Linked DNA regions of Mus musculus: region 2 is linked to region 1. A link is a loop called in an ENCODE intact Hi-C map of the cell type or tissue named here. Cell type or tissue: left cerebral cortex. All regions are shown on one strand. Links, peaks and the distances in the headings refer to the core of each region. The heading gives the core; the rest is flanking DNA.

Region 1 (8,363 bases), core at 1,911-6,910:
GCTTTTTTTTTTTTCCTGGTGTCTTCACTCCTATATTTTCAGCAAACCCTAAAGATTTAATGCAAAGATCTAGCTCTCTACACTGATAATACTAAGTGACACTTAATATTCTACATTTTGAAATTGTACTTTCTTCTTCAGGAAGCAGATGCTCTTCTTCCTGCATCCCCCATTCCTCTCTAACACTCTTGGTGACAGTCCCTGCTCTGGCTGAGGACATCCCTTTTGCTCAGCCTTTCACTCATGCATCTGCCAACTCCAGTGAGTATGTTCTCACTGCTTCGTCATAACTTCTCTGCACCTGCAGCTGCTCTTCACCATCCATCTGCGGTGGACCTGCATGGCATTTTATAAAAGATTCTATTCACCTCCCCAATTCTCTTCATTCATTTATTTAGACATACATACATCAATTAAATTTTTATTAGTCAGTCATTGATATCTTCATATTGACTAGGACTTATCGATTGGATAGTCAACAAGACAGACGAGATCTAGCCCAAATAAAACTTAGATTCCAGTAAGAGTGACAGTAAGTAGTACAACAAGATAACCTATAGGTTGCTAATCTCATGAAGAACATAAAGCAGGCAATACCAAGAAAATGCTTTCTGCTCAAACAACAGGGTATCTGACAAAGAGCCTTGAGATGGAAGCAATCCCTCTTACCCTTTGCAGTTCTTCTAGGGCCACCTTCTCCCAGGTTCTGGCTTTAACTAGGCAACAGACTCAACACAGGTCTTGTTTGCTTCAACTCACAAAAAAATAAAAGAACAAATATCCTGCCCAGTGACTTTCTCCAAAGTAAGGAAATTTTCCCCAGAAGTCCCTGGTTGACAACCTCTTATCTCTCATTGGTCCAGTTGTGGGTCATTAAGTGACTTAACTAGTCAATGGTAACTTAACTAGTCACTTAACTAGTAACTTAACTAGTCACTTAACTAGTAACTTAACTAGTCACTGGTAAAAGGGAAGTTACTCTAGTTCCACCTGACCCATTAGAATCTCCCCTGTATGAGAGAAAGGAACACCATCGCCCAAACACCAAAGGGAAATTATAAAACAAAACTGGGGAACTATGAAATCAAGATATCTGGGGCAATGAAAGATTCTCTCTGACCTGAACAAAGAGAGAGAAAGGTGTCTCTGCTAAGCCCCATAAGAGTGTTGTGTTATCCACATGGGGAGAAACAAGATCAGTCACTTGGGACCCAGAAAAGAATAAAGGAAGATGAACAGAAAAGTCAGAAACGAACTGTGTGGGCCCCAAGTGCCAGTAGCTTTCTGGAAGCCCATGCTTCATGACATAGCCATTCCTATGTCATTTTACTGTGATCCAATTCATTGCCCATAGATGAAAGTCCAGACTGCTTGAGGCCATAATATTCCTCCTTATCTGGATCCACACTATGCTTGCACGTGTTCAACTCTTGTTCCCCTTAACTCATGGTTGAACATACCACACCACATTCTTGTACTACTCATGCCCAGTGTCCATTTCTCTTCCATCCTGGTCAACCAGTTCAAACCATGTAAGGAAATGGTGAAAAATCTAGTCTTTTGGCCATTGCTATCAGTGAACTGAGAAAATATTCAAAGACTTGTACCAGAAAACCTTGCAAAAAAATCTAAGGAAAAGTCACGTCTCCTGCCAGCAATATTTATGTCTTTGATCTCGTGTGCTTCCATAGCAATTGCCAATTCCCACTTTGAATACAGTTCCTTTTACTTCATCTATCTCTGTACTCTGGCTGCAGCAAAATACTATATTTCCCATTTTCATGTCCACTGTATGTGCTAGGCGCACTGCTTCACTCATGGCAAACCAGCTGGTAAATAATAAACAACTGAAATAACACTTGGACAAACAAGCAAATGGACAGAGACTGGCTGTCAGTCCTGGTCATTACATTCCCAATTAAATGGACAGAAGGACAGATGAACTGCTATCGGTGACTACCGAGCTGGAACATTGGTTCCAGAATGGAGTGCAGTAGAAGAGAATGCCAGTTCCTGAGGAAGAGCTTTCCAGTCTTCATACGAGGCTGGCTACAGGGGAGCATTGGGTGGGCTAACCAGCGGAAGACAGAGGTTCTGGGCTTCCCTATCATCCATCTGCAGGCAGGCTGACACTCTTTTTTGGTGCTCAAATCAGTGGTACTATCAATGACACAATATTTCTCTGAGCTCTCACAGAGCAGCAAGACTCTTCTTGGGCTGATTTTTGTCTTTGAGTCTACTGTGCTGGAAGTTACTATGGCCCACACCACAAACAAATGTTCTAGTTTACATATGTGGTTAGGTCATGCTAAAATGCAGATAAGAAGACAACCCAATAGAGTCTGGGGTGGGAGGTAGGGGGTATAAAAATTGTTCTCCCAAATTCTATTAGAAAAATGAAGCAACACCATAAGTAGACCATGTAATTTCCCATGTCTTCTGAATGGGGCAAGCCACCTGCCACCCAGCAGCACATCTGAGGCCCAGGAGATACAAAGCAACACAGCACATCCCAGGCCCCGGAGGTACAACAAAGCAACAGGCTCTGCTTGGGCTGCTCTGTGTCACAGCCTCCTAGGCATTATTACAGTGCAGTGTTTCATAAGCAACATGGATAACAAAGAATCATCTAAAGAAAGAACAGAGCATGTGGTTTAAAAAGCAATGTACAGCCACAGCTATAAGTGACAAGCATAACTTGACCTTGTTATGCTACAAAAATGTATTTGAAGATAAGTTCATACAAATATTTTTCTTCCTTTCTGCACAAAATTTTCTTGGTTTGTGTTACTCTTATTACCAAAGTTGGGAGGTGGGGAATCTTATTTCTTCCAAATAACCAAGCATATTGACATCACAGGCTTCTTTTGCTTGGCAGATTACTGAACAAACAAATATTTATTCTGAGTCACTCAGCTGTGATACATGGGGGGATTCACGACATGCTGTGTCTGGTGCCTGTTAAGCTCTTACAAGATAATTGGACTTTGGACCACCTAGAACACTGTGTTCAATGGAGAGCCAAATTTAAAAAATTCAAAAACATGGAATGAGCAGAATTTAATCAGTCACACCTCCATCAAATTGAGGCAGAAATAAATAAATGGGCAATAGAAAGGTGCAATAAAGCCAGGATTAATCAAACCGTGATTAATTCCGGATCAGATTAAAAACCAATAGTGCCAGCTGCATCAGTCTCGTCTGTGGCGTTCACCTCCCCTATTCCTTTCTAACACCACGCTTCCCCATCGTCTCAACCCACTCTGCTCTCACCCCTAGGGCACGTTCCCTGGATGGATAAACCTGCAGGAGAGTTAATTGTCACATACATGGATTTAATCACATTGTCCATCACATTTGGGGCCCTGCCTTCAGTGATCCGTGACTAATTGTTGTGGTAATTTTTCAATCATTAACAGCAGCACATATGCTGCAGACAAATCCCAAGGTGCCTAGTAAGCCCCAGTGACAAGCAGACCAGAGGCTCCAGAAGGATTGCCACACGCCAGCCCAGCCCCCAACCCCAATCCTATTAGTCATGCCTGCTTGTTAATATACACTTATCCCAAGGATATGTCAGGCTGCAGAGAGCTCCGAGGGCTCCAGCCTGCCTTATGACTTGCCCTGTTTTCAATCTAGATTCTGAAAAAGGAAGAGGAAAGGAAAGGAAATTAAAACTCCATGTGGGACAAGTAGCTGAGGCCCTATTCTGAATTCCACTTGCTTTTCACTCACTTTCACACAGGCTCCTGAGCTGTGGCAAGTGCCCTTTCTTTGAGTTTCAGCAGTATTAGCAATCTCCATGGCAACCACCAGTGTGCATCTGCTACACCAAACTGCAGCATCTCTGGCTCAATTCTCAAGTTGCCCTGGTGTCAGACGGGGCATGCCATGTGCACTGGTGGGACAAGACCCTGCCTTGGGGAATCTTTCAGCTGATTGAAGCCTGGCTCTAATCACCACATAATATGAGCGAACAAGATCACAGGGAATATAATCCGCCTGCACTAGGCAATAGGGGTCCAGAAATGCTATTTATTTTTTCATTTTCTTTTTCTTACGGGTCTTTGTTGGCTAAAAGCAAAGAGGCACTAGCTATCTAATAAAAAGGTTTAAATTTCAAGTAGGTGCCACAATGTTTCAAGTCACTGATTTGTTTAAACCCTATGTCTCAAACACCTTTCATTAAGGAAACTATTCAAGAGGAAATGCAAATTCCTGGGGTTTTCATTTGGGTCTTCTTAAGAAAATGGATGTTTTGCGCATTAGCCAGACTATGGAAAGGAAAGAGAAGGATTCACTGAGTTTCATTGAAATCTCACTCATTAGTATATGCGTTTTTATTCCTCCTGCAGAGTTTCAGGAAATTCCCTGTTTTACTCCGTTTTCCCAAGACTGAAATAAGACCTATTTTACTCTAAGGCACCTAGCTCCAGATCACAGAACAAGATCTTCGAAAAACTTAATTAATATGAACAATTCCTGCTTAGCTGCTCAAAAGAGAGATGGTTGCTATAGGCTCTGTTATCGTGAAAAGAGGGACCGAGCGCCCTCTGCTGCTGTGTCTAGGTAAGGCTCTCCAGTTTGGAAACCTCCCGCTGAGGTTCACTTCTGTTACAATGCACTCTTAGAAAACTCTAACTTAAAAGGCACTTACTGATCAGCAAGAGGAACAAGAGAGATCCAGATAACAACAATGAGGCTGCTGTAAATAGAACAGTCTTCTACACAGCCACTCACCAGTACCTTGGCTATTATTAGAAACAGCTCGAGAAAGAGCTTGGGAAAATTCAGAGTGCTGATTGCGTATCATAAGCACAAATTAAAGAATTAAAAAAGAAAAAATGAATCTGCCTTTGCACTCACAGTCTCTCATGTCTACACGAGCTCACTGATTAGTACATGTTTTAGAACACTCAGGTCAAAAGAAAAAACTTGTTATTTTAGATTTAAAGTCATAACCGTAGTTTTAGACTTTACTTTCAAATTTAGTTTGAACAAACACAAATTTGTATTTACACAGCGCTGTACAAAATAAACAGTACAGAAACATTTCACTTCTGAATCTCTAAGAACCTAATTATCATAAAAATAAAATTTCAGAGAAAAATACACTAAATATTACTTCTAATCCTCTTAAACAAATGAAGGCAATCTACATTTACAACTTAAAATACTAGCTCAGCTCTGAGTTCAAATTCACTCTAAAGAAAATGATTCAGAAATTGTGCTTCTGAAATTAATTCCTTCCATAATGCCTAAAAAAAATGACCACAATACAATAGATAATAGTCTAACTAAAGTTTAATGCACGGTGGATTCAAATTCCATGTCACAAACTACTCTGAGAGCTACAGATAACATTCTTAATATTTACAACTCAAGGTTAATGTCAATATCTCCCATGAATAAAATTAGAAATTAATTAAGAATTAATAGACAGGCCAGGAGTGCTAGCATGGCCTTCAGTCCAATTCTCTGATGGTAAACTTCAGTCTAACCTGAGTTTGAGGCCAACCTGATCTACAGAGTTTCAGGCCAGCGAGATCCTGTCTCAAAACGAAACAAAACAAAACAAAACAACAAAGAATAGGGGTTTGAGAGATGAGTCTGTGTTAAAGGACACTGCCAGCTCCTAAAAGGACCCAGCTTCAATTCCCAGCACCCACATGGTATCTAACATGACCAAACTCCTGTTCCAGGGGATTGGGTCCCCTCTTCTGATTTCAACAAGCACTGGGCACAGATGCTGGACACTTACATATACGTAGCCAAAACACCATACGCAGAAAATTAAAACAAAAGTAGAAATCAAAGAATGAATTAAAATTGAATCAAGGAAAGATGAGACTAAAGAGATAAATATCTAGTATAATACCATATAGTTGACAAGTGACAAAAGAATCCGATCTATATCTGACTCAGTTACTGACTTAGTTACTGAGCTCTGCAGTACAACACTGAATAGAATCATATCCTGTGAACAGACTCAGAGAGGTAGAATACAGAATCCAGTTCCCTTTGGGGGGGGGTATTATAAAACCTCTGGTTACCGGAACCATACCCTATTTAGAAGCACATACATTATCCCATCCCCTCTGGCTTGCTTCATGAAGTATCATCAGTTTATCCTCAAAGTGAGCCAGCATGACTGACAGAAACCTGGCTCTATGATAGGATACCAGTGTATAGAAAGAATATTCTTGATGATCAAGTTCCACAGGCTGACAAATGGTCTGTGAGTTGCAAGAATACCAATTAGCAGGTGGGTTCCTGCATGGTGTGTGTTGGAGTAGAGGGGCATGAGGGGTCTTGTCTGTGAGTAATGGTCTATGGAGAAAGCCATGGGGGATTAGCTACTAATAGCCCATCCTGGAGTCACATGAGCCAGTGCCAGTGGGAGTCCACCATGGGGGGCAGAACACCCCACCATGAGCTGCTGTGAGCTGCAGGGACCCTGGGTGGAATGGTAGTTAGTACTGCTCTGTGTGCAACAGCACCCTAGGAAGGCTAGGCATAATAAACAAAGGAGGGAAATAACAGAGGACACAGCTGAGCCTCTGGCTGGAGTCTGCCACGGAAGACCAGAAATAGTCCTAGTGATGGTGACAGTGATGGGGCCTGACATGATCTCTAGTGGACTCACTGAGCACTTTTCAAGGACCCAGAAATGGTAACTATCCAGCAAAGAGGCTGGCAAGAGATTTCCCAATGTCTCCTGTTAGTCAATGATTGGAAGTGGAGGCTCGAGGCTGCAAAATGCCAGGAAATACACCCACCGACATTTATAGGTACAAATTCCAAACAAAGAATCCCCTAACCTGATCAATCAAATAGGCAAGGTACACACAGTACCTTACAAAGACAAATGAAATTATCACATTACTCTTATGTTACCACCATTGTCCTATGCATGACTGGAGACTGCCCGGAGCATCCTAGGAATGCTACTCCTGTGAGCAGTCTGAATAATCCGTTAACTGTTAGGAAATGAAGTAGATTGCTGACTATGCAGACTCCACAACTTCTTCCACAGACCCAGGATATGAAGATCAAGCCCTTACACTTGGGATGGAGGCATTCCATTTTATGAATGAATGGCTCTTTGAGATAGATCTAAAGATTTCTAGTCAAACTGTACTTCAGAAAATGATGTCCTTTCTATAGTATTATGGATTCTCTTTAAACAGCTCCTTCTTAAAATACAAAGCACTTGATGAGAATATGAAAAGGACTTGCATTCCTTTAATAAGGTAACAATAGTTCTTTACAAACCCTCCTTTGATTTCATTAGATGGCTTTTTTTTCTCTATCACAAATCAAGAGAGAACTGCTCTAATGAGCACACCTGAAATCTTAAGCTGATCCTGTACTACACATATTTAATTTCCTCACATTTGAGAGATTATTTTGCAGTACAGGATAAGAAATGGCACTCAGTGCATCACAGGCTTTGTTACTGCTGACATAAAGGACTTGGATGACATCCTAGTGCTTAAAAATAAGATTACCTGGTTTTGTCTAACATGCCACCAAAAGTTCAGGGTTGAGACTCACATAGGCCTTCTGCAAAAGGCTAAGAAGATGCCATCAGATGCCGCTTGGCTAACATATTGTCGTTATGTGTTTAAACTCTGTCTCTCAGCAAAACTGGCTGGTCACTACGGCATCAACAAACATTCCAGCTAATACAATTCTGAGGGTGACAACATTAATGAGAAAATGAATGTCTTGAAACAGAACTCATTATTCTCTTGTGATAATTGTCCAAAGTTTAAAAAAAATCTATAATCATCAAAATACTATCTAAATACCACAGATCCACAAAAACAAAGGTATAAGTCATCTAAAAACTTTTTAACCCAACCCCATTCATGTTTCCGATTCTTGGAGAAACTCCGAAGCCCAGAGGAGGAAGATGATGATGAAGATGATGAAGACAAAGACAATGGTGATATTTTACCAACAGGCGCTATGCTCCCCAATTTCAAGCATTTATATATACAAACACCTTTGATTTATAAGACCTTTAAGAAATAAATATTGGTTTATTATCTCAACTTTCATAGACATGGAAACAGAAATCAAGGAGGTTAAATCATGACTCCATTGCGATCTCCATCCAACAGACACCAAATAGTGAGGCAATCAGCACAGGAATCCAGAAGTCACAGCCCTTCAAACAAGCTGACCAGGTCCTTATAGCTAAATCAATATCATCAACTAATGTAAGGTTGGATGGGCCTGACCAGATAGCTCAACAGATAAAATTTAAATCTAATCCCCCGAATCCACATGACGGAAAAAAACCAAGTATCCAAAGTTGTCTTCTGTTTTCCATGTGCATCCGATACACATGCATC
Region 2 (6,507 bases), core at 1-5,000, 300 kb before region 1:
TTTGCTCTCTATACACATTCTGTGGCATGCATACACACACACACACACACACACACACACACACACTATTATATTTTTAAGAAGAAAGAAGGAAGAGGAGGGAAGGAGGCAGGAAAGGAGTGGGGAGAAATGGCCACAGATGTTTGGGAAATTTGGGACTGACACGGCAAATATGGTGGGAAGATTACTGGCTCCTAATTCTGGATGAGTAAAGATATGGAAATCTTTGCTTATAACCCAACTTGGACTTGACACTATATAACAAATGGCCCCAGTGTGATCCCTCTGGAATGTTCCAGGAAAGTCGAATTCAACATGCATAAAAAAAGAATGCCTTGCTTGACCTGTACCAGGGCTGCCCTCAAAAGAGCGCTCAGTCACCTTCTTTACTTGGGTTGACAGCATCTTCCTTCCACTGGCCTCTCGCAGGAGTAGCCACCTGACCCCTGGGCCTGGTGACAGCTTGCTCCTTCAGGGTACTTTCTCTCCTTCACAGAGCACTGCTTCAAGAGAGATCTTTCTAAAAGCCAGATTTGATCTTAACAGCGTACCACAGAGATACCTGCTCAGCCAAGTTTACTAGAGCACCATTCATAATCAGCCTATATGACGGTCAGCAGATTAATGGATAAAGCTGTGGTACATATACACAAGGGAGTTTTATTCAACCACAAAGATGAATGAAAATGTATCATTTGCTCGGAAGGTGATGAAACTAGATTTCAAGAAGAGCCTAACCTCAGACAAACACAGTTTCTTTCATAAGCAGGTATATATATATCGAAGTTGTTCCTAAGTCTCTCCTCCCTCTGCTTGATAATATATATAGCATAAATGCCCACACTAGGACACTAGGTATCTGAAAGGACCGTTTTCATAAGCACCACAGTCACTACTCACAGATCTATTATATATATATATGCACACATACATATATATACATATATGTATATTTACACACACACATATATGCCCTCTTATAGAATATCAACAATTTCACCTACTTGGGGGATAATCCTCTAACCTGGAATGTTACTTATAGAACATTGATAAGGAGTTATTTCAGGAGTATGGAGAACTCCAGGGTAGCTATGCTCCTAGAAAAATCTCACCTTGACATGGTGGTGACTTTATAGCTGCATACATGGAATCACAGATGAAACCCTTTCAGCTAACTGTTCACAGGGTATACGTTCTAAGGTCCCCAAGACCACAAGGCTGCAAACATTTAAGGCAGAATTACATACAAATGACTAGGAGGTGCAGGAGGGAGAGACTGGAATCTCTAACCCTTTCTTCCACAGAGAATGCCAATAGTCAACAGGCTGGATCTTGAGGGTCTCCTGTAAGCAGTCAAAGCTGCTCTGATGAGGGGACAGCTGTTATGTTAGGAGTCAGAGCACTGCAAACATGATGCACCTGGATGCAAAGGCCATACGGTGACTTATTCTATATGCTAACTAACAAAATGAATGAGAAAGAAGACAGACTAAGACCTCAGTTTTCCCCGCCAGTCTATGTCTCACACACACACACACACACACACACACACACACACACACACACACAAGCACATGCACATGCTTGCATGGTCCCCCAGCATGGATAGATCTCAAACCTAAGCCCTTTGGCATAGCATGAAAACCTATGCAGTTGCCAAAGATGGATAAACGGCTCCTGTCATGCAGTCTAGACACAAACACCACGGCAATGACTGAGCTTGTGTCAGTATTGTATCTGGGTATCTAGGGCCATACAGAGTGCCACTGGCTAGTACAGCTTAGACAACAGAAATATTTTCCTCCTTTGCAGAGGACTAGAAGTCAAGAGGCCAGAGCAGAGCCAGTTGGTTTCTCAGAGACCTCTCCCATCAGCTAGCTGACTCTGCCCATGTAACACACCTAACCACCCCACCTCCATTCCATTCCATTCCATCCCACCCCACCCCACCCCACCCCCCACACACCCCAGTGCTGCTGTGTGTCTCTAGGTCTCCTGACAGATTTGTTGAAATAGTCACATTCTGGGATCCTGAGGGTCAGAGGGAATATGATTCAGCTATGGTGTTTCCCTCACGTTCAATTAAGATAATTCTGTAGTGTTTCTCCCTCCACAGGGTAAATGAGTGGGCCTAGTCCAGTCAGTTGGGACCATTAAAAAATGCAGGGAAACCCTGCCTGCCAACTCCTGAGTAGTTCCATTAACCCTTCGCTGAGTACACAGATTTCAGAAGTGCCAGCCCCACAATAACATAACTAGTTCCCTGTGGCAAACAGACACACACACACACACACACACACACACACACACACTCGTTTTCCCTGACTTTATTTTTGTTGTGATTTGGCGAGGGGGGGCGGGGGAGGCGGTAACAAGGTCTCATTTTGTTGGTCTTGAACCCACAGCAGTCCTCCTGACTCAGCCTCTGGAAGGCTGGGATTATAGCAGACATCTGCCAGAAAGCCCTTGGCTGCCAAGTTAGTCTTATCTAGTAACGAGGGAACTGGGAATGCAGCCCTCATTCCAGAAACAATATGCCCAGCACAATTCAGAGATGGTGGTTAAAGTAACGCTAAAAAGCGGACAGGAAACGCACCCAGCCACAACACAACGATGGGCGCAGGGACCAAGTCCTGCCGCTCTGCAGTCCTTGGAAGTCCTGGGCTCTGCAGGCCGCCTCCCCAATGCAGAGAAGCCCAGCGCCACGCGTCCCCGCAGCCTCCACTGGTGAGCGCGGACTCCGCTGCCATCCTGCGGCTGTCTAAGGCTCGCTGGGCCGCGCGCAAATACCCAGAGCTCCCGGCTGGAGGCCAGGGGCGCGCGCCGGGCATCTTGGGGCGCGCACACAGAGCTGCCCGCACGGACTCCGCACCGCGTGGAGGGGCGGGAAGCCGCATCTCCTCAGGGCAGGCCGGCCAATGGGCGGTCTCGCTGATGCTGTAATGCTCCAACTCTGCCTTTCATTGGCCAGCTCTTCTCTGGGCTCTAACTAGTTAGTTTTTGGTTTTGAAGGTATTTTTTTGTTTGTTTGGTTTGGTTTGTTTGTTTTCTCTCCAGAAATTCAAATAAGAGGAGACAAAATCCAAAGCAAAACCGGGAGTCCCTGAGCCCTGATCTTGGGGACATAAGGAGACACCTCTACAGAGCCTTCTTGGCCTGACAAGGCCCAGGTATCTGCCAGGCTTTAAGGTCAGCAGACATAGAGTGGTTGTTGTTCATGTTTCTTACTGCCTGATGGGTCAGAGCCAAGGGTACTGGGACAGACTGGCAAGAGGGACGCACAGATTTGCAGGGAGCTGTGAGTGCCAAACTTGGCTGATCTCTGAACCGTTTATTGCCAGAGTGTATCATAGACCCAGTGTCCCATGGATCACACTCTAGAGAATGCTCTCGGAAGGACTGGGCTCTGCAGTCCTCAGTTCTCAGTTCAGCCGTGTAGGCCTTCAGACCAGGTTTCCCAGGCACCCCTATGTCAGAGCATAACCTGACTGTGACATAACCAAGCTGCCGTTTGTTTACCCACTCCCCAAACCCTACTTAACTGCAGGTTGGCCTTTAAACCATTACCGGTGCCTCCCATCCTCCTCTTTGCACCAGGTTTCTGGCTCAGGTGGTCAGATTCCAGCCAGCCAAGCTTTCAGAACCAGAGATGACAGGTCCTGGACACAATTCTGCCCAAAGTGACCCCTGGGAGGACCAAGAGACAGAGAAATAAGCGAGTGTGCTTGGTAGAGGACTCAAGTGATGCCAACTATGGTGACATCTCTTAAAAAGGGAATGACAGTCTGTTGAGAGGATCAAAGTAAAAGAGGAGACTTGACAGCAGTGAGGACGAGGCTGGAAGTACAAAGGCCAAGGCAGTGTGGGCTTGTTAAAGTAGCCATTGCCCAGGGAGGGGTCTGGGGATGCCTCTCATCCCAGGGCATTGCTCTGGGCTCTGAAAGTCAAACTCAGTCTCTTGGGAAGGAAATGAGTGTCCTCAGCCTTGGTCAGCATACATCCTGGCTACAGCCAGTTCTTGCTCCGTGCCCCCCTATGCCCACACTCACACCCCAGATGCAGCTTCCACCACCTCCCCACCCCCACCCCAGATGTGGCTTCCACACTCTGCTTGCAACCATTCAGGGAGCATTGTTTAGGCCAGTACCATATAACCAGAAGTCAGCAAGACCTTTAGAACCAAGCAGGAAGATGCAGCTTGCACGGGAGTGGGGCAGGGGTGTCCTTGAGGCTGGGCCACACAGGGCTAGAATGGCGAGAAGAGTCTAGAGGACAAGATGAAGCAGAGACAAGATGAAAGAGAAGGAGCATTCCTTGATGCGGTCCCAGTACCTTTGGGTATTAGGAGCCCTTCATTCTGGTCCCAGCTCCCCTATTTTTACTGGGGTGACCTTGGGCCAGTCATCTCAGCTGTGGCCTAGTTTCTTTACTTATAAAACAGTAGGGGAGGGGCTAAAATGGTTAAAGGCCCCTCCTCTTCAGCCTCAGTAGCATCCTCTTTTGGGGGAGGTCCTCTTAGCTACTACAGCTGGCACCACTGTTGAGAGGCTGGGCAGATGGCTGCAGATGACACAGTCATGCTCAGGGGTGGGGTGGGAGTGCTGACACCCAGGGATGACTCAAAGATGGTGCAGCACGAAGCCCTCTCCCTCTTCATCTTTGCATATACTGCTCGCTGAGACCCCAGGACCCAGTGACTAATGTGACTGTCTCCTTGAACGGCATCGGATGGTCCAGCAGCAGCCTCTGCAGGCTCCACCTCTCTCTCTCTCTCTCTCTCTCTCTCTCTCTCTCTCTCTCTCTCTCTCTCTCTGCTGGCAGCAGGCAGCAGAATTTAGAAGGAAAAAAAAAAAAAAACCAAACTCCTGCTTTCAGGAAGGTGAAGTCAGACTCCTGAGCCAGGACAGGAGGCCAGCGACAGAGAGGTAATTTTCCCAGAAGCAGGGAAAGGGGGTTGTGCCAAGGAAGCCCTGCTGTTCCTCCACCCCACAGACTCCAAGGAGAAGCAAGTCCCTTGCTCCCATCTGATGGCATACCCTATTTTGCAGCTGTTATCTGTGTTTAGCTAAGAATCCTTTCTTTAGAAAGAAGTCTGATGTAAAAGCAAAAACAAGACATTGTTCAATAACTATTTCTTGAAGTAAATGTGTCAAGTGCAATGGTAAGAACCAGGTACAAGTGGGTGGTCCAGACAGACCCAGCCTCTGCTTCACAGACTTTGGTTCAGGCGGGGGAGGTCTTTTGCAAGCTAGCAAATAGCTAATGAACTTTTATGATCCAGACAATGAAGAAGAAGGTGCCTCTGAAGATGCCCTTTGCTTTGCATGATCAGGGAGGCGGTTTCAGGCCAGGTAGGGATATTCCTGCTTTTAGATGGACCCCTTCAGCATGAACCTTGGGTATGTGGACAGATTGGATCCCGGAGAAAAGCACCTAGGAGAGATGAGCAGCCAGTACAGGTAGATGACTAAGTGACAGAGAGCTTGCTTACTGTAGGTGGGGACCTGGACTCAATCCCCAGTAATCCCCTCCCACAAAGCAAATGGAACAGTGAGCTGCCTTCGTGGTGGCTTGGTTGATATCCCTCCCCCATGCAACTGAAGCAATGGCTTTTCCTCCCTCCCCATAGGCTTGCTAAAGTACAGCCAGGATTTCATGGCAGAGACCAAATGCGGAGGTTAGCACACAAACATGAGAGGATGATATCCAAACAGGTATCAGCAGACTCTGCAAAGAGTGAGTTTATGACTGAGAGGGCGGCTAATACTCTGATCAGAGCAGAAAGGCTTAAATCCACTTATTTAGTATCCTTGAGAAATATGGAAGGGCAACTACACATCACATAAGCAAACTGCTGTGAATCAAAAGACAGCTAATTTGAGAGGAAAAAAAAAACAATAACAGATTTCAGAAGTAGAAGACTCAATGATTCAAAAGACATTTCAGCCACAATGCAGAGAATAAGCTGCCCAGAGGCCAGGAGCCATGGTGGCCCAAGAAAGAGATGCCTGAGGCTCTAAGGTGGAGGCCGGGGGCTTGGGAGGGAGCAAGCACAAGCAGATGCAGTCTGCAGGGCTTGCTAAGATGCTAAGGGACTGTGTGAAGAAGGTCTGGGGTTGGGTACACTCAGGGAAGGCCTTGGCCTCATCCTTAGGCTGCACCTGGAGGCTGTGTCCTTTCCCTGACATTGGACATGCCTTTTCCCCCCAGAGAGCTTGAAAGCAAGAGGAGAGCTGAGGCCACGTCCTGAGTGGCTGTGTGATCACTGTCACCTTCAGGAGTCCTGGCTAAGGAGAACGGAGAGTATGACTACTGCAGATGGAATGTCCTGGAAGTAGACTCTGAGGTGGTAGAGTGTTCTCTGTATCATGTTAAGGGATCACCCTCACATAAGTGAGAAGAAGATGAAGAGAAAAAGAATCAAAGCCACCTTGTTCAACCCCACTGATCAGAGTCGACCTTGGCAGCTCTGGTGGCTCTTAGGATTGTTGTAGGTTGGGTTGAGAT

The links. Hi-C counts contacts between places; a loop is a spot of excess contacts. Peaks named below come from ENCODE experiments on the same cell type or tissue, not always from the same donor. Only the 100,000 strongest peaks of a DNase experiment are listed, where the experiment ranks them.
Region 2: it touches region 1 in a loop (3-fold over the local background); 2 of 42 quality-filtered maps call a loop at or near these places.

The regions. Positions count from the first base shown.
Region 1 is chr13:36,278,459-36,286,821 of GRCm38, reverse strand. The region is part of intron 4 of Fars2 (phenylalanine-tRNA synthetase 2 (mitochondrial)); the gene reads right to left. Among named protein-coding and RNA genes, the nearest start is that of Gm40912, 75 kb to the right of the region's middle. In left cerebral cortex, for the core only: a CTCF peak has its summit at 4,559 (motif pointing left); DNase peaks (open chromatin) are centred at 3,815 and 4,559; H3K27ac peaks cover 265 bases.
Region 2 is chr13:36,575,057-36,581,563 of GRCm38, reverse strand. No RefSeq gene overlaps it. Among named protein-coding and RNA genes, the nearest start is that of Gm46409, 35 kb to the left of the region's middle. In left cerebral cortex, for the core only: a CTCF peak has its summit at 2,761; DNase peaks (open chromatin) are centred at 2,179, 2,839, 4,593 and 4,962; H3K4me3 peaks cover 710 bases; H3K27ac peaks cover 2,882 bases.